Linked DNA regions of Homo sapiens: region 1 is linked to region 2. Evidence: read pairs that join two places in POLR2A ChIA-PET (ENCODE). Cell type or tissue: PC-9. All regions are shown on one strand. Links, peaks and the distances in the headings refer to the core of each region. The heading gives the core; the rest is flanking DNA.

Region 1 (16,633 bases), core at 5,377-10,376, 58 kb after region 2:
TTTTGGTTACTGTAGCCTTGTAGTGTAGTTTGAAGTCAGGTAGAATGATGCCTCCAGCTTTGTTCTTTTGGCTTAGTATTGACTTGGCAATGCGGGCTCTTTTGTGGTTCCATATGAACTTAAGTAGTTTTTTCCGATTCTGTGAAGAAAGTCATTGGTAGCTTGATGGGGATGGCATTGAATCTATAAATTACTTTGGGCAGTATGGCCATTTTCATGATATTGATTCTTCCTACTCATGAGCATGGAATATTCTTCCATTTGTTTGTATCCTCTTTTATTTCATTGAGCAGTGGTTTGTAATTCTCCTTGAAGAGGTCCTTCACTTCCCTTGTAAGTTGGATTTCTAGGTATTTTATTCTCTTTGAAGCAATTGTGAATGGGAGTTCACTCATGATTTGGCTCTCTGTTTGTCTGTTACTGGTGTATAAGAATGCTTGTGATTTTTGCACATTGATTTTGTATCCTGAGACTTTGCTGAAGTTGCCTATCAGCTTAAGGAGATTTTGGGCTGAGACGATGGGGCTTTCTAGATATACAATCATGTCATCTGCAAACAGGGACAATTTGACTTCCTCTTTTCCTAATTGAATACCCTTTATTTCCTTCTCTTGCCTGATTGCCCTGGCCAGAACTTCCAACACTATGTTGAATAGGAGTGGTGAGAGAGGACATCCCTGTCTTGTGCCAGTTTTCAAAGGGAATGCTTCCAGTTTTTGCCCATTCAGTATGATATTGGCTATGGGTTTGTCATAGATAGCTCTTATTATTTTGAGATACATCCCATCAAGATCTAATTTATTGACTTTTTAGCATGAAGCATTGTTGAATTTTGTCAAAGACCTTTTCTGCATCTATTGAGATAATCATGTGGTTTTTGTCGTTGGTTCTGTTTATATGCTGGATTACATTTATTGATTTGCGTATGATGAACCAGCCTTGCATTCCAGGGATGAAACCCACTTGATCATGGTGGATAAGCTTTTTGATGTGCTGCTGGATTTGGTTTGCCAGTATTTTATTGAGGATTTTTGCATTGATGTTCATCAGGGATATTGGTCTGAAATTCTCTTTTTTTGTTGTGTCTCTGCCAGGCTTTGGTATCAGGATGATGGTGGCCTCATAAAATGAGTTAGGGAGGATTCCCTCTTTTTCTATTGATTAGAATACTTTCAAAAGGAATGGTACCAGCTCCTCCTTGTACCTCTGGTAGAATTCGGCTGTGAATCCATCTGGTCCTGGACTTTTTTTGATTGGTAAGCTATTAATTATTGCCTCAATTTCAGAGCCTGTTATTGGTCTATTCAGAGATTCAACTTATTCCTGGTTTAGTCTTGGGAGGGTGTATGTGTCGAGGAATTTATCCATTTCTTCTAGATTTTCTAGTTTATTTGCATAGAGGTGTTTACAGTATTCTCTGATGGTAGTTTGTATTTCTGTGGGATTGGTGGTGATATCCCCTTTATCATTTTTTATTGCATCTATTTGATTCTTCTCTCTTTTCTTTATTAATCTTGCTAGCAGTCTATCAATTTTGTTGATCTTTTAAAAAAAACCAGCTTCTGGATTCATTGATTTTTGAAGGGTTTTTTGTGTCTCTATTTCCTTCAGTTCTGCTCTGATCTTAGTTATTTCTCGCCTTCTGCTAGTTTTGAATGTGTTTGCTCTTGCTTCTCTAGTTCTTTTAATTGTGATGTTAGGGTGTCAAGTTTAGATCTTTCCTGCTTTCTCTTGTGGGCATTTAGTGCTATAAATTTCCCTCTACACACTGCTTTGAATGCATCCCAGAGATTCTGGTATGTTGTGTCTTTGTTCTCATTGGTTTCAAAGAACATCTTTATTTCTGCCTTAATTTCGTTATGTACCCAGTAGTCATTCAGGAGCAGGTTGTTCAGTTTCCATGTAGTTGAGTGGTTTTGAGTGAGTTTCTTAATCCTGAGTTCTAGTTTGATTGCACTGTGGTCTGACAGACAGTTTGTTATAATTTCTGTTCTTTTACATTTGCTGAGGAGAGCTTTACTTCCAACTATGTGGTCAATTTTGGAATAGGTGTGGTGTGGTGCTGAAAAGAATGTATATTCTGTTGAATTGGGGTGGAGAGTTCTGTAGATGTCTATTAGGTTCGCTTGGTCCGGAGCTGAGTTCAATTCCTGGATATCCTTGTTAACTTTCTGTCTTGTTGATCTGTCTAATGTTGACAGTGGGGTGTTAAAATCTCCCATTATTATTGTGTGGGAGTCTAATTCTCTTTGTAGGTCTCTAAGGACTTGCTTTATGAATCTGGGTGCTCCTGTATTGGGTGCATATATATTTAGGATAGTTAGCTCTTCTTGTTGAATTGATCCCTTTACCATTATGTAATGGCCTTCTTTGTCTCTTTTGATCTTTGTTGGTTTAAAGTCTGTTTTATCGGAGACTAGGAATGCAACCCCTACCTTTTTTTGTTTTCCATTTGCTTGGTAGATCTTCCTCCATCCCTTTATTTTGAGCCTATGTGTGTCTCTGCCTGTGAGATGGGTTTCCTGAATACAGCACACTGATGGGTCTTGACTCTTTATCCAATTTGCCAGTCTGTGTCTTTTAATTGGAGCATTTAGCCCATTTACATTTAAGGTTAATATTGTTATGTGTGAATTTGATCCTGTCATTATGATGTCAGCTTGTTATTTTGCTCGTTAGCTGATGCAGTTTCTTCCTAGCCTCGATGGTCTTTACAATTTGGCATGTTTTTGCAGTGGCTGGTACCAGTTGTTCCTTTCCATGTTTAGTGCTTCCTTCAGGAGCTCTTGTAAGGCAGGCCTGGTGGTGACAAAATCTCTCAGCATTTGCTTGTCTGTAAAGGATTTTATTTCTCCTTCACTTATGAAGCTTAGTTTGGCTGGATATGAAATTCTGGGTGGAAAATTCTTTTCTTTAAGAATGTTGAATAGTGGCCCCCACTCTCTTCTGGCTTGTAGAGTTTCTGCCGAGAGATCAGCTGTTAGTCTGATGGGCTTCCCTTTGTGGGTAACCCGACCTTTCTCTCTGGCTGCCCTTAACATTTTTTCCTTCATTTCAACTTTGGTGAATCTGACAATTATGTGTCTTGGAGTTGCTGTTCTCGAGGAGTATCTTTGTGGCATTCTCTGTATTTCCTGAATCTGAATGTTGGCCTGCCTTGCTAGGTTGGGGAAGTTCTCCTGGATAATATCCTGTAGAGTGTTTTCCAACTTGGTTCCATTCTCCCCGTCACTTTCAGGTACACCAATCAGACGTAGATTTGGTCTTTTCACATAGTCCCATGTTTCTTGGAGGCTTTGTTCGTTTCTTTTTATTCTTTTTTCTCTAAACTTCTCTTCTTGCTTCATTTCATTCATTTGATCTTCCATCACTGATACCCTTTCTTCCAGTTGATCAAATTGGCTACTGAGGCTTGCGCATTCATCATGTAGTTCTCCTGCCATGGTTTTCAGCTCCATCAGGTCCTTTAAGGACTTCTCTGCATTGGTTATTCTAGTTAGCCATTCGTCTAATTTTTTTTCAAGGTTTTTAACTTCTTTGCCATTGGTTCGAACTTCCTCATTTAGCTTGGTGTGGTTTGATTGTCTGAAGCCTTCTTCTCTCACCTCATCAAAGTCATTCTCCATCCAGCTTTGTTCTGTTGCTGGTGAGGAGCTGCGTTCCTTTGGAGGAGGAGAGGCACTCTGCTTTTTAGAGTTTCCAGTTTTTCTGCTGTTTTTTCCCCATCTTTGTAGTTTTATCTACCTTTGGTCTTTGATAATGGTGACATACAGATGGGTTTTGGTGTGGATGTCCTTTCTGTTTGTTAGTTTTCCTTCTAACAGTCAGGACCCTCAGCTGCAGGTCTGTTGGAGTTTGCCGGAGGTCCAGTCCAGACCCTGTTTGCCTGGGTATCAGCAGCAGAGGCTGCAGAACAGCGGATATTGGTGAACAGCAAGTGTTGCTGCCTGATGGTTCCTCTGGATGTTTTGTCCCAGAGGAGTACCCGGCCGTGTGAGATGTCAGTCTGCCCCTACTGGGGAGTGCCTCCCAGTTAGGCTACTTGGGGGTCAGGGACCCACTTGAGGAGGCAGTCTGTCCATTCTCAGATCTCCAGCTGCATGCTGGGAGAATTGCTACTCTCTTCAAAGCTGTCAGACAGGGACATTTAAGTCTGCAGAGGTTTTTGCTGCCTTTTGTTTGGCTATGCCCTGCCCCCAGAGGTGGAGTGTACAGAGGCAGGCAGGCCTCCTTGAGCTGTGGTGGGCTCCACCCAGTTCGAGCTTCCAGGCTGCTTTGTTTACCTAATCAAGCCTTGGCAATGGCGGGCGCCCCTCCCCCAGCCTCACTGCCACCTTGCCGTTTGATCTCAGACTGCTGTGCTAGCAATGAGCAAGGCTCTGTGGGTGTCGGACCCTCCAAGCCAGGTGCAGGACATAATCTCCTGGTGTGCCATTTTCTAAGACCATTGGAAAAGCGCAGTATTAGGGTGGGAGTGACCCGATTTTCCAGGTGCCGTCTGTCACCCCTTTCTTTGACTAGGAAAGGGAATTCCCTGACCCCTTGCACTTCCCGGGTGAGGGGATGCCTCGCCCTGCTTTGGCTCATGCTCGGTGCGCTGCACCCACTGTTCTGCACCCACTTTCCAACACTCCCCAGTGAGATGAACCCAGTACCTCAGATGGAAATGCAGAAATCACCCATCTTCTGCGTCGCTCATGCTGGGAGCTGTGGACTGGAGCTGTTCCTATTTGGTCATCTTGGCTCCACCCCCCTCAAAACTGTCAAGGGTTTACAGGAACCAGGTAAAGAAGAATAAACAACAGTGAAAAATGGAAGGAAAGCCTGGTGGATAGTTTACTTGTCCTTGCTCCAACCTCTCCTTGGCTTGGTGCCAGTCTTTTAGACAACAACCTGAGTTCCCAGTGTGGGGCCCTGGTCACACGTTCCAGAGGGAGTGGAGATCTTATTTGCAAATTATCATGTTTCTATGTTCCAATCTATCTGGGGGCTACGTAAAGTTCTGAAACAAGGCTCTCATCTGTTTTGTCCAAGTCAGAACCCAGTCAATGTGGAAATCTGGCAGGAATTGCTTGGAAGTGTTAAGTAAGGCTGGGCATGGTGGCTCAGGCATGTAATCTCAGTACTTTGGGAGGCTGAGGTGGGTGGATTACTTGAGGTCAGGAGCTCAAGACCAGCCTGACCAACATGGCAAAACCCTGTCTCTACTAAAAGTACAAAAATTAGCCAGGCACGGTGGTACACAGGTGTAGTCCCAGCTACTTGGAAGGGTGAGGCATGAGAATTGCATGAACCCAGGAGGCAGAGGTTGTAGTGAGCTGAGATCTTGCCACTGCACTCCAGCCTAGAGGACAGAGCAAGACTCCATCTGAAAAAAAAAAAAGAACAAAGAAGATGTTAAATAAATAAAAAGTCTGCTGCTACCTGGAAGAATACATTACAATATTGTATGTATTGACATCTACAATAGACCATATATACAGCTCAGGGGGAGAAACAGGAGTGAACATTTCTTTTAGAAATTAGGGTATTCAAAAGCACCCAGGTATACTGGGGAATTGAGAAAGCCCTATGCATGCCTGGAGCCAGGGGACATTGTCTGATAAGACCTAAAGACCTAAAGAAAGCCTTATTTTCAGCACTGGCTGATCACCAGGCACAGTTCAACAGAAAGCAAAGACTGGAGCAGTTGTTGACAGCCTGGACACGTTAAAGGAATGCCCCAGCACAGAGCCAGTCACAGAAAGAGGAAGAGGCGAGATTTTGTTTCTTCTTCTTTTTTTCTTTCTTTCTTAGCTCCTGGCATTCAAGCAAATTGCTGTCAAAACACTCAATAAACACGAGCCACAGATACAGACACCAGCAAGTACATACAAGTAATACGGTCTCCGCAAAAACACTCTGGAAAAGTAACGAAATGAATGACAACTATAGCCTTCAAAAAACAAGAACAGCAAGTGCTAGAGAATGGGGAGAGTTTCACTTTCCTTAGCCCCGGGAGGGCAGCTCAGCTTTACTTTGAGAGTAGGGTAGCTTTGAGGGCCCTGATGGATGGACCACCAGCCTGGGCACAGTGGTGCTGGGGGCATGCAGCTAGGACCAGGGGCTGTCCGCTCAAGCCTGTCCCATTGTACTAAACGAGACCAAATTGTAGGTTGTGCGCTTATGTGAGGGTGAGCCCAATGTGCCCTGCGATGGATCCCGTGACACTGTTTACATGACCTATTTGTGTGGTTACATAGCCTTTTATTTAAAAGACAGAAACCCCTTTTACGAAGTTATTAAATTAATTATATGTTTAAATGTTAAAGAAAAAAAGAGCTGCAGAGTGTTTATAAAACTGTCTTTTAGAAAAAAACAGGCAAGAAGACGATTTAACCATCTAAATGGAAAAGGGAAGAAAGTATAATAGAAACTTTGCTAGTTAAAAAAAAAGAAAAACAATCCCAAAAAAGTCCCTTTCTTGTAAACTTACAGAAAATTCTTTGTGGCTGTTGGAGTTTAGTTTGTACATACACAGAGTTATCAGACATTATTTATAAAACTTAGTTTAAAAAAGACAAAAAAAAAAAAAAAAAAGCCAAGCTGTGAGCCAACCAGAAGGCCATGCTCTTGGATATCTTTTGCAACTGTACCAAAACTGACTTACTCCTCTGCCCTTCCTGCGTCTGTCTGTTGCCAGTGCTGTGGTGTCGTCTGTGCCTGTTGAGGTTTTGTGCAGTGGTAAAGTGCTGGTGCTTCTGGTGACCTTTGACCTGTGGGTGTCACTTCTTGTGCCTGTTTCCCATGTCCAATTTTTTGAGTTTAGTTGTGCTTTTGCTTCTGCTGCCTTGCTGGACATAAGCTGGGGTGCTGGGTGGCACCTGCTGCATCAGAGCTTGAGGAGTCTGTGCCCACCAGTAGCCACTGGTCCCTAGAAGGTGAGATGTGGGGTTGTGTCATGCCCACTCCACTGAACCTTGGCTATATCTGTGTTTGGGCTTGGGCTAACCTGGGGGCAGGGTAGGTGAAATTAGGGGTTCATTGGGGTCCCCCACACTGCTTCCACATGCACCACCTCTGTCCTTGGATGGTGGCATTGCAGGGGCCAAGGAGTCACTGTGGAGTCACCGGGGTTGGCCAGGTATCTCTATCCATAGAATGCCTGAGGTCATGCAGGTGTCTCTATCATTAGAATGCCTGGGGTCAGCCAGGAGTCTTTCCTGTTAGAATACCTAGAGTCAGCCAGGTGTCTCTATCCTTAGAATGTCTGAGGTTGCCCAGGTGTCTCTATCATTAGAATGCCTGGAGTCTGCCAGGGGTCTCTCCCGTTAGAATGCCTGGGGTCAGCCAGGTGTCTTTATCCTTAGAATGCCTGAGGTCCCCCAGGTGTCTCTAAAATCAGAAAGCCTAGGTCCAACCACTAGTCTCTCCTGTTAACATGCATGGGGCCGGCCATGTGTGTCTATCCTTAGAATGCCTGAGGCCACCAAGTTGTCTCTATCCTTAGAATGCCTGAGGTTGCCCAGGTGTCTCTATCATTAGAATGCCTGAGGTCAGCCAGGAGTCTCTCCCATTAGAATGCATGGGGTCGGCCAGCTGTCTGTATCCTTAGAATGCCTGAGGTCCCCCAGGTGTCTCTATACTAATAATGCCTGTGGTTGGCCAGGAATCTTTATCATTAGAATGCCTGGGGCCGGCCAGATGTCTGTATCCTTAGAATGCCTGAGGTCCCCCAGGTGTCTCTATAATAATAATGCCTGTGGTTGATCAGGAATCTTTATCATTAGAATGCCTGGGGTCGGCCAGGAGTCTCTCCTGTTAAAATGCCTGGGGTTGGTTAGGTGTCTCTATCCTTAGAATGCCTGAGGTTGCCCAGGTGTCTCTATGATTAAAATGCCTGGGGTCAGCCAGGAGTCTCTATCATTAGAATGCCTGGGATAGGCCAGGAGTCTCTCCTGTTGAAATGCCTGGGGTGGGCCAGATGTCTCTGTTTTTAGAATGACTAAGTTTGACCAGGTATCTCTCTCATTAGAATTCCTGAGTTCAGCCAAAAGTCTGTCTCTTTAGAATGCCTGGAATTGGCCAGGTGTCTCCATCCTTAGAATACCTGAGGTTGCCCAGGTGTCTCTATCATTAGAATGCCTGGGGTCAGCCAGAAGTCTCTATCATTAGAATGCCTGGGGTAGGCCAGAAGTCTCTCCTGTTAGAATGCCTAGGTCAGCCAGGTGTCTCTATCCTTTGAATGCCTGAGGTCACCCAGGTGTCTCTATCATTAGAATGTCTGGGGTGGGCCAGGAATCTCTATTATTAGAATGCCTGGGGTCAGCCAGGAGTCTCTCCCATTAGAATGCCTGGGGTCGGCCAGGAGTCTCTCCCGTTAGGATGCCTGGAGTCAGCCAGGTGTCTCTATCATTAGAATGCCTGTGGTTGGCAAGGAGTATCTCCCATTAGAATGCCTGGATTGGGCCAGGTGTCACTATTCTTAGAATGCCTGAGGTCACCCAGGTGTCTTTATCATTACAATGCCTGGGGCTGGCCAGGAGTATCTATCACTAGAATGCCTGTGGTTGGCCAGGAGTATCTATCACTAGAATGCCTGTGGTTGGCCAGGAATCTCTCCCATTAGAATTACTGGGGTCGGCCAGGTGTCCCTATTTTTAGAATGCCTGAGGTCACCCAGGTATCTCCATCATTAGAATGTCTGGGGATGGCCTAGAGTCTCTGGATAGAGTGCCTGGGGTCAGCCAGGTGTCTCCATCCTTAGAATGCCTGAGGCCACCCAGGTGTCTTTATAACTAGAGTGTCTTGAGTTGGCCAGCAGTCTCTATCATTACAATGCCTGGGGTTGGCTAGGAGTCTCTCCCAATAGGATGCCTGGGGTCGGCCAGGTGTCTCTACCCTTAGAATGCCTGAGGTTGCCCAGGTGTCTCTATCATTAGAATGCCTGGTGTCAGCCATGAGTCTCTACCATTACAATGCCTGGGGCCGGCCAGGTGTGTCTATCTTTAGAATGCCTGGAATCAGCCAAGAGTCTCTATCATTAGAATGCCTGGGGTCAGCCAGGAGTCTCTCCTGTTAGAATGTCTGAGGTCAACCAGGTGTCTCTATTCTTAGAATGCCTGAGGTCACGAAGCATCTCTATCAGTAGAATGCCTGAGGTCAGCCTGGAGTCTCTCTCTTCAGAATGCCTGGGGTTGGCCAGGTGTCTCTACCCTTAGAATGCCTGAGGTTGCACAGATGTCTCTATCATTAGAATGCCTGAGGTTGGACTGAAGTCTTCATCATTAGAATGCCCAGGGTTGGCCAGCTGTCTATACCCTTAGAATGCCTGATGTTGCCCAGATGTCATTACCATGACATCTTAGCCATAGAATGGCTAAGGTCAGCCGGGAGTTTCTCTCATTTGAATGCCTGGGGTTGGCCAGGTATCTCTATCCTTAAAATGCCTGAGGTCACCCAGGCGTGTCTGCCATTAGAATGCATGGGGTAGGCCAGGAATCTCAGTCATTAGAATGCCTGGGGTCAGCCAGGGGTCTATATCATTAGAATGTCTGAATTTGGCCAGGAGTCTCTCTTGTTGGAATGCCAGTTGTCTCTACCTTTAGAATGTCTGATGTCGCTGAGGTGTTTCTATCATTAGAATGCCTGGGGTTGGTCAGGAGTCTCTCCTGTTATATCATTAGATATATCATTAGGGTCTATATCATTAGAATGTCTGAATTTGGCCAGGAGTCTCTCTTGTTAGAATGCCAGTTGTCTCTATCTTTAGAATGTCTGATGTTGCCGAGGCGTTTCTATTGTTAGAATGCCTGGGGTCGGCCAGGTGTTGCCATCCTTAGAATGCCTGAGGTTGCCAGATGTCCCTATCATTAGAATGTCTGAAGTTGACCAGGAATCTCTTCAGTTAGAATGCTTGGGGTCAGCCAGGTGTCTCTATTCTTAGAATGCCGGAGGTAAGCCAGGTGTCTATATCATTAGAATGCCGGGGGTCAGCCAAAAGTATATATCATTAGAATGTCTGGGGTCGGCCAGGAGTATCTCCTGTTAGAATGCCTGGGGTCAGCTGGGCGGGGTGGCTCACGCCTGTAATCCCAGCACTTTGGGAGGTGAGGCGGGCAGATCACGAGGTCAGGAGATCGAGACCAGCCTGGCTAACACAGTGAAACCCCATCTCTGCTAAAAAAAAAATACAAAATATTGGCCAGGTGTGGTGGCTCACGCCTGTAATCCCACCACTTTGGGAGGCTGAGGCGGGCGGATCATGAGGTCAGAAGATCGAGACCATCCTGGCTAACATGGTGAATCCCCGTCTCTACTAAAAATACAAAAAAATTAGCCGGGTGTGGTGGCAGGCGCCTGTAATCCCAGTTACGTGGGAGGCTGAGGCAGGAGAATGGCATGAACCTGGGAGGTGGAGCTTGCAGTGAGCCAAGATCGCGCCATTGCACTCCAGCCTGGGCAACAGAGCAAGACTCCGTCCCAAAAACAAAACAAAACAAAACACACAAAAAAAATTACCTGGGCATGGTGGCAGCACCTGTAGTCCCAGCTACATGGGAGGCTGAGGCAGGAGAATGGCGTGAACCTGGAAGGTGGAGCTTGCAGTGAGCAGAGATGCGCCACTGCACTCCAGCCTGGGCAACAGAGCCAGATTCCATCTCAAAAAAAAAAAAAAAATGCCTGGGGTCGCCCAGGTGTCTCTATTATTGCCATGCCACAGGTCAGAAGAGATTCTCTCCCATTAGAATGCCTGGGGTCTCCCAGGTGTCTCCATCATTAGAATGCCTGGGGTCGCCCAGGTGTCTCTATCATGTGAATGCCTGGGGTCAGCCAGGAGTCTCTTTTTAGAATGCCTGGGGTTGCCCAGGTGTCTCTATCATTAATATGCCTGGGGTCACCCAAGTGACTCCATTATTAGAATGCCTAAGGCTGGCCATGGGTCTCTTCCATTAGAATGCCTGAGGTTGCCATGCTGTCTCCATCATTGGAATGCCTGAAGTCGGCCAGGAGTCTCTCCCATTAGAATGCCTGGGGCCACCCAGGTGTCTCTATCATTAGACTGTCTGAAGTTGCCCAGGTGTCTCGCTCATTAGAATGCCTGGGGTTGGCCAAATGTTTCTCCCATTGGAATGCCTAAGGTCGCCCAGGTGTCTCTACCATTAAAATGCCTGGGGTAGACCAGTAGTCTCTCCCATTAGAATACCTGGGGTCTCCCAGGTGTCTATTTTTAGAATGCCTGGGGTCTTCCAGATGTCTCTATAATTAGAATGCCTGGGGTTGGCCAGGGGTCTCCCCTGTTAGAATGACTGTAGTCGCAGAAGTGTCTCTATCATTAGAATGGTTGGATTTGTCCAGGAGTCTCTCCTATTAGAATGCTGAGGTCACCCAGGTGTCTCTATCATTAGAAAGCCTAGTGTCGATGAGGAGTGTCTCCCATTAAACTGCCTGGGGTCCCCCAGGTGTCTCTATCATTACAATGCCTGGGGTTGGACAGGAGTCTCTTTTATTAAAATGCCTGGGCTTGCCCAGGTGTCTCTATCATTAGAATGCCTGCAGGTGGCCAGGAATCTCCCCCATTAGAGAGCCTGTGGTTGCCAAAATGTCTCTATCATTAGAAATACTGGGTTCACCCAGGTGCCTCTATCATTAGAAAGCCTGGGTTGGCCAGGAGTCTGTCTCATTAGAATACTTGGGGTTGTCCAGGTGTTTCTATCATTACAATGCCTGGGGTCAGCCAGGAGTCTCTCCCATTAGAATGCCTGGGGTTGCCCAGGTGTCTCTATAATTAGAATGCCCGGGGTCATCCAGGTGTCTCTATCATTAGAATGCCTGCATTCAGACAAAAGATTTTTCCATTAGAATGCCTGAGGTTGCCCAGGTGTCTCTATCATTTAAATGCCTGGGGTCAGCCAATAGTCTCTCCCTTTAAAATGCCTGGGGTCATCCAGGAGCCTCTATTATTAGAATGTCAAGTGTTGCCCAGTTGTCTCTATTATTAGAATGCCTGTGGTCAGCCAGGGTTCTCTCTCATTAGAATATTTAGGGTCGCTAAGGTGTCTCTATCATTAGAATGCCTGGGGTCGGCCCAGAGTCTGTCTCCAATTTGAATGCCTGGGATCACCCGATGTCTCTATTATTAGAATGCCTGGAATTGGCCAGGAGTTTTTCTTATTAGAATGTCTAGGGTCTCCCAGGTGTCTCCATCATTATAATGCCTGGAGTCGGCTAGGAGTCTCTCAAATTAGAATGCATGGGGTTGCCCAGGTGTCTCTATCATTAGAATGCCTGGAATTGCCCAGGTGTCTTTTTCATTAGAATGCCTGGGGTCACCCAGTTGTCTCTATCATTAGAATGCCTGGGGTCAGCCAGGAGTCTCTCCCATTAGAATGCCTGGAGTTGCCCAGGTGTGTCTATCATTAGAATGCCTGGGGTCGCTTAGGTGTCTCTATCATTAGAATGCCTGCAGTCGGCAAGGAGTCTCTCCCAACAAAATGCCTGTGGTCGCTAAGATGTCCCTATCATTAGAATGCCTGGGGTCGGCAAGGAGTCTCTCCCATTAGAATGCCTGGGGTCACCCAGGCATCTCTATTATTAAAATTCCTGTACTCAACCAGGAGTCTCTCTCATTAGAATGCCTGAGTTCACCCAGGTGACTATCATTAGAATGCCTGGGGTCAGCCAGGAGTCTCTTCAGTTAGAATGCTTGAGGTCGGCCAGATGTCTCTGTCCTTAGAATGCCTGGCATTGGCCAGAAGCCTCCATCATTAGAATCCATGAGGCTGGCCAGGCATCTCTCCCATTAGAATGCCTGGGGATGGCCAGACATCTGTTTGGCCAAATAGGAGTCTCTCTGGTTAGAATGCCTGGGGTCACCCAGGTTTCTCTATCCTTAGAATGCCTGAGGTCACCAAGGTGTCTTATCATTAGGATGACTGAGGAGGGCCAGAAATCTCTCCCGTTAGAATGCCTGTTGTCGGCTAGGTGTCTATCGTTAGAATGCCTGAGTTTGCCCAGGTGTGTCTATAATTAGAATGCCTGTGGTTGGCCAGGAGTCTCTATCATTAGAATGCTTGGGGTCGGCCAGGAGTCTCTCCTGTTAGAATGCCTGGTGTTGGCCAGGTGTCTCTATTTTTAGAACGCCTGAGGTCGCCGAGGTGTCTCCATCCTTAGAATGACTGAGGTGGCCAAGGTGTCTCCATTATTAGAATGCCTGGGCTCAGCTATGAGTCTCTATCATTAGAATGCCTGGGGTCAAGCCAGGAGTCTCTCCCTTTAGAATGCTTGAATTCGGCCAGGTGTCTCTATCCTTCCAATGCCTGAGGTCGCCAAGGTGTCTCTCTGATTAGAATGCCTGGGGTCAGCCAGGTGTCTCTCCTGTTAGAATTCCTAGGGTCAGCCAGGTGTCTTTATAGAATGCCTGAGGTTGCCCAGGTGTCTCTATCATTAGAATGCCTGAGGATTCCCAGGAGTCTCTATAATTAGAATGTCTCAGGTTGGCCAAAATTCTCTCTGGTTACAATGCCTGTGGTCGGCCAGGTTTCTCTATCCTTAGAATGCCTGAGGTCACCCATGTGTCTCTATCATTAGAAGGACTGGTGTTGGCCAGGAGTCCCATTACAATGCCAGAAGTCAGCCAGGTGGCTCTATCCTTAGAATGCCTGAGGTCACACAGTTGTCTTTACCATTAGAATGCTTGGAGTTGGCCAAAAGCCTCTATCATTAGAATGCCTGGGGTCGGCCAGGAGTTTCTCCCATTAGAATGCCTGGGGGTGGGCTAGATGTCTCTGTCCTTAGAATGCAGGAGGTCGCCAAGTGTCTTTATCATTAGAATGCCTGAGGTCAGCCAGGAGTCTTTCCTGTAAGAACACCTGGGGTTGGTCACGTGTCTCTATCTTTAAAATTCCTGGGGTAGCCCAGATATCTCTATCATTAGAATGCCTGGGGTTGGCCAGGAGTCTCTCCCATAGAAAGCTGGTGGTTGCCCAGGTGTCTATCATTACAATGCCTGGAATCAGCCACGAGTATCTCCCATTAGCATGGCTGGGGTTGTCCAGGTGTCTCTACCATTAGAATGCCTGGGGTCAGCCAAGAGTCTCTCCCATTAGAATGCCTAGGGTTGAAGAGGGGTCTCTATCATTACAATGCCTGGGGTCTGCCAGGAATCTCTCCATTAGAATGCCTGGGGTCGAGAAGTTGTTACTATCATTAGAATGTCTGGGGTTGGCCAGGTGTCTCTCTGGTTAGAATGCTTGAGGTCGCCCAGCTGTCTCTATCATTACAATGCCTGGGGTTGGCCATGAGTCTCTCCAATTAGAGTGCCTGGGGTGGCCCAAGTGTTCCTATTATTATAGTGCCTGGGGTCGCTCAGGTGTTTTTATCATTAGAGTGCCTGTGGTCAGCCAGGAGTCTCTTCCATTAGAATGCCTGGGGTCGCCCAGTTGTCTCTATCATAAGAATACCAAGGGTCAGCCACGAGTCTCTCTCATTAGAATGCCTGGGGTCGCCCAGGTGTCTCTATCATTACAATGCCTGAGGTCAGCCAGGAGTCTCTCCCATTAGAATTTCTGTAGTCACCCAGGTGTCTCTGTCATTACAATGCCTGGAATCATCCACGAGTCTCTCCCATTATAATGATTGAAATCATTCCAGTGTCTCTATCATTAGAATGCCTGGGGTAACCTAAAAGTCTCTATTATTAGAATGCCTGGGTTTGGCCTGGAGTCTCTCCCATTAGAATGCTTGGGGTCTCCCACATGTCTCTTTCTGTTGGGAAAAAGCTGAGTGTTGGGAAAAAAGCTGAGGCAGGGCTTGCATGTCTGACATGATGTCCAGGGCTCAGAGCATAAAACCTCTCGTGGCCTCTGGAATGAGTCTAGACTTGCTGGCTCCTTGCTTCTAGCTTAAACTAGAAGAACATGCTCCCCATTATCTCAAGTAGCAGAATATGTCCCATATGCTTCAAAGGAAATGCTAAACCATCACAGCTGTAGATCATGTGCTTGCCCTTTTGACCCCCACATTCTCATCACCCGTTTCTTTGCTTGATCACCAATAAATAGTCTGGGCTTCCAGAGCTCGGGGCCTTCACAGCCTCCATACTAGCATTGGCCCCCTAGACCCACTTTCTTTCTCAAACAGTCTTTTCTCATTCCTTTGACTCTGCCGGACTTCATCACCCCCATGACCTGGTGTTGAGTCTGATCACCCCGACATCTGTCATTACAGTATCTGGGGTCGGCAAGGAGTCTCTCCTATTAGAATGTCTGTAATCCATCAGGTGTCTCTATCATTAGAATGCCTGGGGTCGCCCAGTTGTCCCTTTAATTAGAATGCCTGGGGTTGGCCTGAGGTCTCTCCCAATAGAATGCCCGGGGTTGCCCAGGTCTCTCTATCATTAGAATGCCTGGGTCAGCAGGAGTCTCTCCCATTAGAATACCTGGGGTCACCCAGGTGTCTCTATCATTAGAATACATGGGGTCAGCCAAAAATCTATTCCATTAGAATGCCTGGGCTCACTCAGGTGTCTCTATTGCTAGAATGCCTAAAGTTGGCCAGGAGTCTCCCCCATTAGAATGCCTGGGGTTGCCCAGTTGTCTCTATCATTACAATGCCTAGGATTGGCCAGGGGCATCTCCCATTAGAATGTCTGTGGTGGACCAGGTATCTCTATCATTAGAATGCCTGGGGTACGCAGTGGTCTCTATCATTAGAATGCCTGTGGTCACCCAGGTTTCTCTATCAATACAATGTCTGGGGTCTGCCTGCAGTCTCTCAAATTAGAATGCCTGGGGTCAGCCAGGAGTCTCTCCATTAGAAGGCCTGAGGTTGCCCAGCTGTCTTAATCATTAGAACGCCTATGGTCGCCCAGGTGTCTTTATTATTAGAGTGCCTGGTGTCACCCAGTTGTCTCTATCATTAGAATACCTGGGGTCACCAAGCTTTCTTTATTTTTAGAATGCCTGAGGTCGGCCAGAAATCTCTTCCATTAGAATGCCTGGGGTCACCCAGGTTTCTCTATCATTAGAATGACTGGGGTTGGCCAGGAATCTCTCCCATTAGAAAGCCTGGGATCGCTCAGTTGTCTGTATCATTAGAATGCATGAGGTCAACCAGAAGTTTCTTTCATTAGAATGCCTGGCGTTGCCCAGGTGTCTCTGTAATTAGATTGCCTGGGGTCAGGTAGGTGTCTCTCCCATTAGTATGCCACGAGCTGCTTAAGTGTATCTATCATTAGAATGCCTGGGGTCACCCATTTGTCTCTATCATTAGAATTCCTGGGGTTGGCCGAAAGTCTCTCCCATTAGAATGCATGGGGTCACCCAGGTGTCTCTATTATTAGAATGCCTGTGGTTTGTCTGGAGTTTTTCACATTATAATGCCTGAGGTTGCCCAGGTGTCTCATTAGAATTACTAAGGTTGCCCAGTATTCTCTCCCTTTAGAATGCCTAGAGTCTCGTTGGTGTCTCTATCATTAGAATGCCTGGGGTTGGCCAAGGGTCCCTCTCATTAAAATGCCTAAAGTAGCCCACTTGTCTCTACCATTATAATGCCTATGGTCAGCCAGAAGTCTCTCCCATTCGAATGCCTGAAGTCGTCCAGCTGTATCTATTATTAGAATGCCTAGGGTCGGCCAGGAGTCTCTTCCATTAGA
Region 2 (11,533 bases), core at 6,227-11,226:
GGTAAAATACGAGAATCCCTTAATTGGGGAAATTTTAGCTGAGTGATAAGGAGATCTGTGAGCCTGCTGTTTTGATGTTTCAAGCAGGAAGGCGTGGCATAAAGAGCTGCTTAGGCGCAACGCTGCTGAAATGGTTTTGGCTAGAAGCTCACAGTGTCTAGTTGTGGCTAAGGAGGGAGGAAAGGGGCGGGAGAAGAACGGACCCAAGCGCCTCCGCCCAGACGGCGCGATAACCCCCTCACCTCCAACCCCGGACCTCAGTGAGCACGTCCTCCAGTCTCAGCCGCCAGGAGGCACTGGGGGCGGGGACGTGGCACAAGATCTTCCCGGAGGTGACCCACGCTCCTCGCGCGCAGGGCGTAAGCCACACACAGATCTTTGGATGGGATCCATGGCGCAATCGCCTGTACTGCCCCCTCTCTGACTTTGCCTGTGGCCAACACAAGACGAACGCAGCCTTTCTAAGGGAAATATGCCGTTACAAACAAGAAGCCTAATTTTGTCTCTAAGACTTGCGCCCCCACGGCTCAGTCTACTTTCCCTCATTACTCCAATTGAATCACAGGTCACAACCAGACCAGGTGGCACGCTCCTTTTGGAGCTTGGAGGTGGCTCTGAAAAGAGCCTTTGGGTTCGGGGCGCCGGGACGCACCTCACTTGGAGCTGGTGTACTTGGTGACAGCCTTAGTGCCCTCGGACACGGCGTGCTTGGCCAGCTCGCCGGGCAGCAGCAGGCGCACGGCCGTCTGCACTTCGCGGGACGTGATGGTGGAGCGCTTGTTTGTAGTGCGCCAGGCGGGAGGCCTCGCTGGCGATGCGCTCGAAGATGTCATTGACGAAGGAGTTCATGATGCCCATGGCCTTGGACGAGATGCCGGTGTCGGGGTGCACCTGCTTCAGCACCTTGTACACGTAGATAGAATAGCTCTCCTTGCGGCCGCGCTTGCGCTTCTTGCCGTCCTTCTTCTGCGCCTTGGTAATGGCCTTCTTGGAGCCCTTTTTAGAAGCCGGAGCCGCCCGCGATGGCTCCGGCATGGCGAGGTGACAAGAGCGCCTAGACGAACGCGGATGCGGGGCCGGCAGGGCTATTTGCCATCTTTATATTCAAATTAAGGCTCCAAATTTGTAGTGTCTGATTGGACGGCCTGACTCCGCGGCCGCCACTGGGAGGAATTTCTGTAAATAGCAGAGTCCGGTTCTTCTTTCCTATTGGACGGCGGTCCAACCAATCCCAAGGCATATCCGCCGCGCGCCGGAGCTGAGGTTGCGCATCTTTGTTCAAAGCCTTTGTTTTAAACCTGGAGATTTTTGTGTCTGCAGCGGATCTGGAGGTAGCTAAAGAGAAACTGAAAAACGGTTGCAACCCCAAATTGAGGTCTTCTCTGGCTGTGAGGCACATACATGGGGGCATTTTTTTTTTCTGAGGCCCACAGCTAGGGAGGGGTAGTTAGTGCTTATTTAGAAGGGGAGGTGGCGGTGGGAATGGCAGTTTGCAACGACCTTAACCCTTCGTTTCTTGCCCTTCCCTCCATTCCTCCAAAGATCAAAGAGATGCATTCTTCTCAGAATTCAATTGTAAATCCAAACGGTTCGTTAGGAAATACAGAAAATAGTACAGAAAACATGCTAAGGTACTTCAATTGGAATTGTCATGAGGCAGAGTTTTAACTGGAGAAATTGAATGGGTTTCAAATGAAACTTAGTCTTTCCTATTGTTTTTAAGGTCTCCCCAAACCCCTTCGAAGTGACAGCCGTAATGCAAAGGGATTGCTATGGGCGATCTCATTTGTTTCCCGGTATCCCCGAGAGGTGGGTACTGTGATTGCTCTAACTCCGTCAGAGCGCAGGCTTATAGAAGGCACTGTCTCCGAGCTGCGCCCCTCTCCCCGCCATTCTATTAATTCCCAATGAAGAAACGTAAGGTGTTGTGTATTTCAGCTTCAACTGAAGAGCTGGTTAAAAAAGCAGAATCTCAGGCCCACTCCTATCTGATTGAGTTAGAATTTGCATTTTAAATAGACTTGTGTGCACTTGACGATTTGAGAAGCCCTAGTCCGGAGGTCATTTATCTGCCCTAGCTGGGGCAGATAATTTACCTCTCCACACCTCCATATACTCATCTGTGAAATAAGGCTGCCAGTGCCCGCCTGATAGCGTTGCTGAGCATTAATGAGTGTGAAGCAGCGGGCAGGGTGCCCAGCATCTATTTTGTGCTTAATTCCTGTTAGCGCCTTTCCTTCTTAGGACTGATCCAGCCATAAGCAGCTTGGGCTACCTCAGCAGAGCCTGCTCTATGCCCCGGGCAGATCCATCACGTAAATATGTAGCACAAACCTTTCTCTCCCACTAGCATGCTGACTAAGCTTAACTCACAGGGAAGGATGTGGCTTTCATGTCTGAGGCTCCAGAGCACAGAGTGTGGCACCAGCAGGGGCCCAGTCAGTATCTGCTTGTGAATAAGCCTGTGAGCTGAGGCAGTACCCTCTACATTCAAGTCTGTCCTCTGAGGTCTTCTGGGCATCTTGAGACTGTGGGTTCCCTGAATGGCTTTGGGCATACCCAGCATTAAGCACTTTATCTGCTTCCTTTTGAAATATGTGGTTGATTTACCAAGCATTTCTAGAGTGCTCACTAAGAGCTGGCTAGGTAACCACTTAATAAATACTTGATTCAATTTAGTTCTCAAACAGCCCTTTGACAAAGATTCTCTGCTTGGCCAAACTCTGGTCAGGCTCCAGAACCTCCTCCTGGGTCCATCTGTGCACTTTCTTGTGAAATCCAGTTTTAGGAAGAGCCCCGCTAAGTCAGTTTAACTAGAACCCCTGATTCTGAATATCTGATCGCCCTCTGTGCTATCTGATGGGGTTCCTCATCCTCCATCCCCAGGTGATATCTGATCACCCTGCCTGCCTCCAGCAAGAGCCATGTGAGGTTCGTTTACCCAGAATCCCCCTCACACCTGATGTCTTCTTCTTCTTCTTCTTCTTCTTCTTCTTCTTCTTCTTCTTCTTCTTCTTCTTCTTCTTCTTCTTCTTCTTCTTCTTCTTCTTCTTTTTGAGATGGAATCTTGCTCTGTTGCCCAGTAGCACAATCTCAGTTCACTGCAACGTCCACCTCCCGGGTTCAAATGATTTTCCTGCCTCAGCCTCCTGAGTAGCTGGGATTACAGGCATGCCTGACCATGCTAGGCTAAGTTTTGTATTTTTAGTGGAGACAGGGTTTTGCCATATTGGCCAGGCTGGTCTCAAACTGCTGACCTCAAGTGATCCACCCTCCTCAGCCTCCCAAAGTGTTAGGATTACAGGCATGAGCCACCGTACTTGGCCCTGATGTCTCCTCTTAATACTGTTCTATCCACTAATCTACCCTACTCCTGTCTATAAATTTCCACTTGTCAGTGCGGTACTCAGAATTGAGCCCAATCTCTCTACCCTGCTGCAGAATCCCACTGCAATGGTCCTAATCCTACTCCACCGTCCTGAATGAAGCCTTCCTCACCATGGTTTAACAAACGTTAATATATGTACATATATAGCACTGCTTGCCTTGGTCCTGCCAGCCCAGTGAGATGCTGGTCTTCCCACCAGGTTCTTACTAAGGCTTCCTGGCTTCCTACTGGTGTGGAAAGGTTTGAAACAAAACTTGGAGTGGGACAGGAGGTGGGCATTCTAAGGACTTTGGGTAAGAATATGTCTTTCAGGTACTAAGATTTAGGATTTGCTCTGCCCACCATATGGTGGCTGCTTGGTGGTGTCAGGAAATCAGTCCTGGTTCTCATGGGTGGTGATTGCTAGGGACTCAATGTCTGCGTTCCCTCCAAATTTCTAGGTTGAAAACCCCCATCCCCAGGGTGATGGTGTTAGAAGGTGGGGCCTTTGGGGGATGATTATGTCATGAGGGTGGAGTGGCATGGTAGGATTCATGCCCTTATAAGAAGAGACACAAGACAGCTTGCTTTTCTCTTTCTCTCTGCTGCAGGGCCCAAGGAAAAACTTTCCTATTGCCCTCTGAAGATTCACTAAAAATCAGCTGACAAAAGACAGATTAAAAGAGAAAAGGCATACACATTTATTTGATCATAGTTTAGTGTGACAAAAAAGCCTTCAGAATGAATACAGAAGAAGCTGTCTATTTTAATGCTTAGGTTCAACAAAATATGGACTGCTATGTAGAAATAGGATTGGGCATGATCTACTGCTAATACACTGAGTGGGGACATCCAGCAAGCCCTGTCTGTCTAGATTCTTCTTGGCCTCTCTGCGTGGCATTCCTTCCTCTTGGGTATGAGACAGGACCCTCTGTGGAATGGGAGTCTTATGACGTACAACCAGACAAGGTGGCCCAGAGAATTTATGGTCAGCATTTGCACAGAAAGGCAGGAGTTAGAGTAATATTTTTAGGATTTGTGTCTGGCTGTGGGGAAAAGGGGTTGCGGTTTTTATGACCTGCCTTGGGGAAGAGGTATTCTAGTTTCTATGGCCAGTCTGGGGGAGAATGGGACTGAGACAGGAAGGCAGGAGATCAGAGAAAGTTTTTTGCTTCAGAGGTCTTCATTTTAGGATATCGCTTTCTAGCACCATGTGAGGACACAGGGAGAAGATGGCTAGGTGCAAACCAGTAAGAATGACCTCACAAAACCCAACCCTGCTGACACCCTGATCTCAGACTACTAGCCTTGGATAATCAGCACTCTTTGGGGGAAAATAACGACACAAAATGTATGTGTTATGTAACTGTAATGTGCAGTTTGTATTAAATGTCTTTTGTGTGTGTGTGTGTGTGTGTGTGTGTTTTTTTTTTGAGACAGGGTCTTGCTCTGTTGCCCAGGCCAGAGTGCAGTGGTGTGATTCATAGCTCACTGCAGCCTCAAACTCCTGGGTTCAAGCAATCCTCCTATCTCAGCCTCCCAAGTAGCTGGGACTATAGGTACGTGCCACCATGCCTGGCTAATTTTTTTTTTTTTTGTAGAGACAGGGTTTTTCTATGTTTCCCACACAGGTCTCTTTTCCCCCAAAGACTTTGATAAATTTCTGTTGTTTAAGTCTCCCCTTCTGTAGCATTTTGTTAGAACAGCCTGAGCCAATTGAGACAGTGTCTCGGATCAAGACCAACATGATGTATTGGCAGACGGACACTATGGAGTAAACTTGAAGCTTTCCTCATGTGAAGAAAAGAAGGAAAAAAGAAGAGAGGGAAGGAAGGAAAAGAAAGAAAGAAGGAAGTAAAGAAAGAAGAGGGACAGTTGGGGAGACGGAGGGAGGGAAGGACAGGGAAAGAGAAAGAAAAAAGAAAAAGAAACAGTGGCCTCTAGCTTAGTGACCAGGTTTAGATGATTAAGAAAAATAATAAACACCTCCCCCCTGCCCCCCGCACTTCTTTAATCGTTCTAGAGTACAGTACTTGGGCTGGAAGCCAGTCCACAAATGTGTTGAATGAATAACTGAATGCATGAAATCAGTCCATCTTTACACCTTAGATTTTTGTGCAGCTCTAGATGATGTATGCTTCTCTACTAGGATGAGGGCTTCCTGCAGTGAGCGCTTTCCCCACCAGCCAAGAAGCCAGGTCCCTTTAAGTCTTACAAACAAGCATTTAATACAGGTGCAGCACGGTGGCTCAGGCCTGTAATCCTAGCACTTTGAGAGACCCAAGCAGGAGGATCCCTTGAGTCCAGGAGTTTAAGACCAGCCTAGCAAACATAGCGAGACCCCTGTCTCTATTTTTTTAAGCATTTAATAAAATTGCACGTTGCAATGGCAAATGCACATGCTCCATCCAGACCCCACCGGTAGAGTGGGATCTGTGTGAGGGACAGCACCCTACAGATACAGAGAGGACAGGCTTCCAGGCTTCTCAAGGACTAGAGGGAACCTTGTACGATTTAAAGCGGAGGAACTGGGAGTGGCTGAAATGACAGGGTGTGCTATGGAGTTCTGCAGGGAACATTGGGGCCTCCCGTAATGCTTGCAGGATTGCAAAGAAGGAAAAAAGGGTTTGGGCAGCCTTGCGCTTCTCAGGGCTTCCAGTTGACATCCTATGGACAAAGGCCCTCCTGCCACAGCCAAGGCGCGTTTCCATCAGGGGCGACTCCTGGGGCGCCTGAGAGCAACCTCCTCCCGGCGCGCCCCCACCCTGCTTAAAGGCACCGGGTTGCGCCGGGCCAGCACCTGGGAGCTCCCCAGCCCAGCGCTCGGAGCACGGGGGACAAAGGCCGGTGCCCCCGGGGACCTGATGCCCAAGAGGGCAGGCCCTCTGACCAAGTCGAGGAGGCACACCGGCTGATTCCCAGCGCCCACGTCCGCAGGAGCAGCTTTTGTGCTCATTTCCATTGCATTTCAGCACTTAGAAAAGAGCTGCAAATGCCAGCGACAGGTGGTGTGGATGCAGAAGCAAAGCAGGAGCATGAAAGCCAATCAGTGAAACAGAGGCAGGCCCGGGCGAGGGCACCAGCCTGGGAACCCGAGGCGTGCTCCCTGAGCAGCAGGTTTGGGGTAACCTGAACGGCGGCCTTTGGTGGCCCTGTCCACCCAGCGAAGCAGCTCCTGCCCTACAGTAGCTTTTGGCGAAAAGCTCTTCAAGGCCAGTGATCTCCCTTCCCCAAGCTAATATTATACCACAGATTTCTCTTCTTACGTACTGCAATTAAATATCTTACGGGCTGCTGACTGCGAAGCTGGTGGCTTCAAGCAGCATTTGGAGAAGATATGGAAACCGGCAACGTACCTATCACAAGACATAAGGGAATTTTATGTAATAAATAATAAATAATAAATATTTATTATTTAACCAGGAGAGGTGGTTTCCACCAGGGAAGGGAGAGCCGGGGAGTGTGCGGGGAGGGGTGCCCTACGGTGGGCTAGGAGGGGTGCAGGGGGAGTGCAGGAGGAGGTGGGCAAGTGGGGGATACCGGGGTGGGGCGGGTTGGGAGGGGAGGGGCTCTCAGATGGGAGACAAGAAGTATGCGGGGAGGAAGGGGGGTGGGGGAGGGTGGCGGGGAGGGGAGCAGGAGTTGGGGGAGGGGCTCCGGGGGATGGGTGGGGAGGGGAGCTGGACTGATCCCCGATTTACCCTGAGGAACACGCAAGCCGGCCTCCTCCACCCTGTAAACCCCGAAGCAGCCTCATCCCTGTGCCACACGGGGGTCGAGAAATCTTGGTGACATGCAAAGATTGGGGAGAAAACATTAAGGCGCAAACGTGCATGAAATACAACAAATTCCAAACTCAGAAATAAAACCGAGGGTCGCAGAGAGGCAGCGGAATGAAGGGTGGCTTTGGAAAGCTCGAGAAGGCGCATCAGCCAATTGGTTTGTGGTGTGAGGCGGGTGAGAATGAATTTAGAACCAACTGGATACTGCACCCCTCAGTATTGGGGCGTCACAGCACCGCGGCACCCCTGCACTGCGTACCCATCTTCCCCGGCACCCCTGCAGCCCCAGCATCCCAACACTCCTGCACTCTGGTGCCGGGGCTTCCCTCTATCCCTGGCACCCCTGTGAACTCAGCACCACACCATTTGACAACTCTGCTCCCGGCACCCCTGCACTTCTGCACTCGGGTACCACTGCACCCCTGCATTCATATCCTCTGCCCCCACACCCCTGTAACCCCAGCACCCCCAGCATCCCTGCAACTGGTGACCCTTATAATCCCAGCAGCACCCCATCTGACACCCTTGCGTCCGGCACCCCAGCACTGCGGTACCCCGGCATTCGTGAAGCAGAGCACCCTGGCGCCGCATGCCCTGAGCCTGGGCTGCCCCTTCGCGCAGGAACCCAAGACGGAACCCACTCGCGTTGCGCCCGAGGAGGTGCGAGGCTGGTCCGCCAGACCCGCCCAGCACGTCACCAACACACCTAAGGAAGCCGGCTCCGGTGCCGCCTCCGTGGGGCGCAGGCTGGAGATGAAGGTCCAGGTCTCTGGACTGCGCAGAAACGCTTTTCCCAGAACCGCCCAAGACATTAACTAGGTGAAGTGGGTTATTTTCCCGAGTGCATTTGACGCTTCTTTCCCAGGCCGGGATGGGAAAATGGGCTGGCCACCGGGTCCCTGTCCATCTGTGTCCTCCAAAGGAGGCTGGAGGATCACTTGGGGCCAGGAGTTCAAAACCAGCTTGGGTGACACGACATAGCGAGACCTCGTCTCTACAAAAAAATTTAAAAAGTTAACGGGCGTGGTGGCCTGCGCCTATCGTCCCCCAGCTACTTGGGAGGATGAGGCGGGGCCATCGCTTGAGCTTGGGAGTAGGGGGCTGCAGTGAGCTGTGATCGTGCCATTGCAGTCCAGCGTAGGTGACAAAGCAAGATACTGCCTCCAAAAAAAAAAAAAAAAGCTAACCTGAGTCTAGACTGGACTCCCCAGCCAAGTCTTCTAGTCTTGTTTTGTAGCCTCAGATTCTGCACCCTGCTGTCTTCTTAAGTCACCCCTAGGGGGCATTTTGTTCCAGTGGAAGAGCAGAATATGCCTCCTGCAAGATGAGGGATTGTTGGGCTCAGGGCAATGGAGAAGAAAGTATACAGGAGAGCTCACTGCCCTCCCTCTGGGTGGCTAAAAGCAGGACATGGATTTACAGAAGGCATCCAGCCCCCACCCCACTTCACCAGGGAGAAGGGAGGTTAGCACTGAAGACAACTTTGCACCTTTATTGACTGGAGATGCTACCAGGGGATCTGCATTAGCAAGGGCTACTAACTAGACTTCATGTGTCCTTTATGTGCCTTTCTCCAAGTTGCTGTTCCTAGAGACTCAAAGTTCATCTCTCTTATCTTGTCACTTCTCTGCAGATTTACTGTTCTTTGTTGAAGATACCATAAAAGCGGGAATTCAAAGCCACCTCTTTGAGGACTACCCATTCTCTGGGGGCCACGCATGTATCTAGGAAAGGTAGCTGCTAGTAAGCTGCTATTTGTGCCTCTTGCTAATGTGTCTTTTATAACAGGGGTCAGTTTCAACTAAGAATTGATGGGGTGGAGGGTATTTTCCCCCTACATGATGTCATTAATGTGCTGGACCATCAAATAAATTCTAACACGTAATCAAAAAATTCTTCCTTCCAGAAAAGTAAGAAACTCCTATACTTTCTCTAGCAGGAGGGCTGTGGCCTGTTTGGTTTGCTATTTTAACCGTTTATCTACCCTGTGCCTACACCTGCATGGGTTCTCAACTGTACAGCTGACCCTTGAGCAACCAGAGTTTGACCTTTGAGGGTTACCGATACACCGCTTTTCTCCAGCCTTTGCTACCCCTATCCCTGAGACAGCGAGATGAAGCCCTCCTCTCCTTCCTCCTCCTCTGCAGCCTCTCAGTGTGAAGACCACGAGGATGACCTTTATGATGATTCACTTCCTTTTCATGAATAGTAACTACATGTTCTCTTTCTTAGGACTTTCTTAATAACATTTTCTTTCCTCTAGCTTACCGTATTGTAAGGACACAGTATGTAATATATAGAACATTCAAAATTTGCCTCAATCGACTGCTTATGTTATTGGTAAGGCTTCCAACAGTAGCCTATTAGTAGTTAAGTTTTGGGGGAGTCAAATTATATGTGAAGGCCAGGCACCATGGCTCACGCCTGTAATCCCAACATTTTGGGAGGCCAAAGTGGGAGGATTGCTTGAGGCCAGGAGTTTGAGACCAGCCTGGGCAACATAGCAAGATCACATCTGCACAAAAAAATAAAAAATACAAAATTTACCTGGCCATGGTGGCTCAGGCCTGTGGTTCCAGCTATTTGAGAGACTGATGTGGGAAGACTGCTTGGGCTCAGGAGTTCGAGGCTGCAGTGAGCTGTGATTACACTCCAGTATGGGCGACAGAGTGAGACCCCAACTCAAAAAAAAGTTATACTTGGATTTTCAACTGGACAGGGGTCAGCACCCTTAACCCACGCTGCCTTGTCCAAGGGAGAGCTGTGCATCCAATTACACAAGTGCTTTCTGAATGCTTTTCCCTCCTGTTCTTCCTGTCTAGCTTCTAACACCACCCTGTCCCCACCTGTAGTAACAACTTCCCTAAATTCCTCCTTATGGGCTATACAATTTTTGGGGAGAGGGTTTCCCAAAATGTGGTTCTGATATCCACACACCTACCTAACATTTCTTACTCTACATCCTCAGGGGGCTGGTCTCGAACTCCTGACCTCAAGTGATCCTCCTGCCTTGGCCTCCCAAAGTCCTGGGATTACAGGTGTGAGCCACCGTGTCCGGCCCCCAGTGAGATTTAAAAACACTCCTCAAAGGCTCCAGCCTCAAGCTGAATCTTCTACAAAACTGAACTCACCTTCTCACCCCAGCTCTCCACTCCAAGGGACGCACACCACATAGAAACCCTGGTGGTGTCATCTCACTCTTCTCCATTTCTAGTCAATGGCCACACTTCTCTCCCTAGCTCAGCACCATGGTGCTGCTCACACACGGGCAGGCATTCTAGATGAGTCCCCCATCTGGCCTAGGAACTTCCTCCCTGGCACTTGGTCTCCCTCCAACCAGTTCATGTTTCTGCATTGGGGCACTGAGAAATTCCAGCACCTGGTCACATCTCTATTGTGTAAGCCCTCACTATGTACATGGTCCCTGGATGCCCCACCCACAATCCTAATCCTGCAGCCCAGCCAGGACTCCCTGCCATCTCTTCTTCTGGGCCTCCTCTCACTTTTTAAAAATAGAATTAAAGGCCGGGCACGGTGGCTCACACCTGTAATCCCAGCACTTTGGGAGGCTGAGGTGGGTGGATCACGAGGTCAGGAGATCGAGACCATCCTGGCTAACACGATGAAATCCCGTCTCTGCTAAAAAATACAAAAAATTAGCTGGGCATGGTGGTGGGCGCCTGTAGTCCCAACTACTCGGGAGGCTGAGGCAGGAGAATGGTGTGAGCCCAGGAGCTTGCAGTGAGCTGAGATCGTGCCACTGCCCTCCAGAGTGGGAGAGAGAGCTAGACTCCATCTCAAAAAAAATAAAAATAAAAATAAAAAATTAAAAAAAAAATTACTCAGGTACAGTGAGGCCAACAGATCAGGAGACAAACACCATTGAAAAGATAGTTTATTACTCACAGTTCCCAAGAGGAGGGGTTTGCTATTGCTAAGCCTTCGATGCCACGAGGGATAGCGCCAGGGTCAGTTAAGAGGCAGATGGAGGGAGGGGAAAGTGTGGGCAGGAGCCTTTACTGTGGCTTTCACTGGAAGGAGCAGGCAAGGCAGACTAAGCTAGCTCACAATGGCTGGTTTGAATAAGCCCAGCAGGCTCTGGGTACCTAACCTTGGGATGCTTTGGGCCACACACCAAGAAAGCAATTCTATAGATTCCCCAGTGGACACCAGCTGGGTGTCCTCCAATGCAATGCAATTCCGACAGCAGAAAAATGCAAATGGGAAATTTTTAAAAGAGTCTTCAGTTTTGGCAGGTTGGCAATATGTGTAGGTATTAACCTGATGTACTCCTTTTAGTCTCCTTTTATATAAGACACAGGGGCTGGACTGTGCCATTCAAAGACATCTCTCAATTTCAACATTTTGTGATCCCCCTCACCCT

Evidence for each region. ChIA-PET counts read pairs that join two places held together with the same protein. Peaks named below come from ENCODE experiments on the same cell type or tissue, not always from the same donor. Only the 100,000 strongest peaks of a DNase experiment are listed, where the experiment ranks them.
Region 1: POLR2A ChIA-PET joins it to region 2 with 5 read pairs; 7 of 35 experiments call an interaction of 5 or more read pairs at or near these places.

The regions. Positions count from the first base shown.
Region 1 is chr1:228,522,083-228,538,715 of GRCh38, forward strand. No RefSeq gene overlaps it. Among named protein-coding and RNA genes, the nearest start is that of RNF187, 43 kb to the left of the region's middle. In PC-9, for the core only: no CTCF peak of the experiment used is centred there; a DNase peak (open chromatin) is centred at 8,469.
Region 2 is chr1:228,463,560-228,475,092 of GRCh38, forward strand. It overlaps the pseudogene H2BC27P. Among named protein-coding and RNA genes, the nearest start is that of MIR4666A, 7.3 kb to the left of the region's middle. RefSeq lists an enhancer at 7,292-7,802. In PC-9, for the core only: CTCF peaks have their summits at 8,426 (motif pointing right) and 8,632; a DNase peak (open chromatin) is centred at 8,432.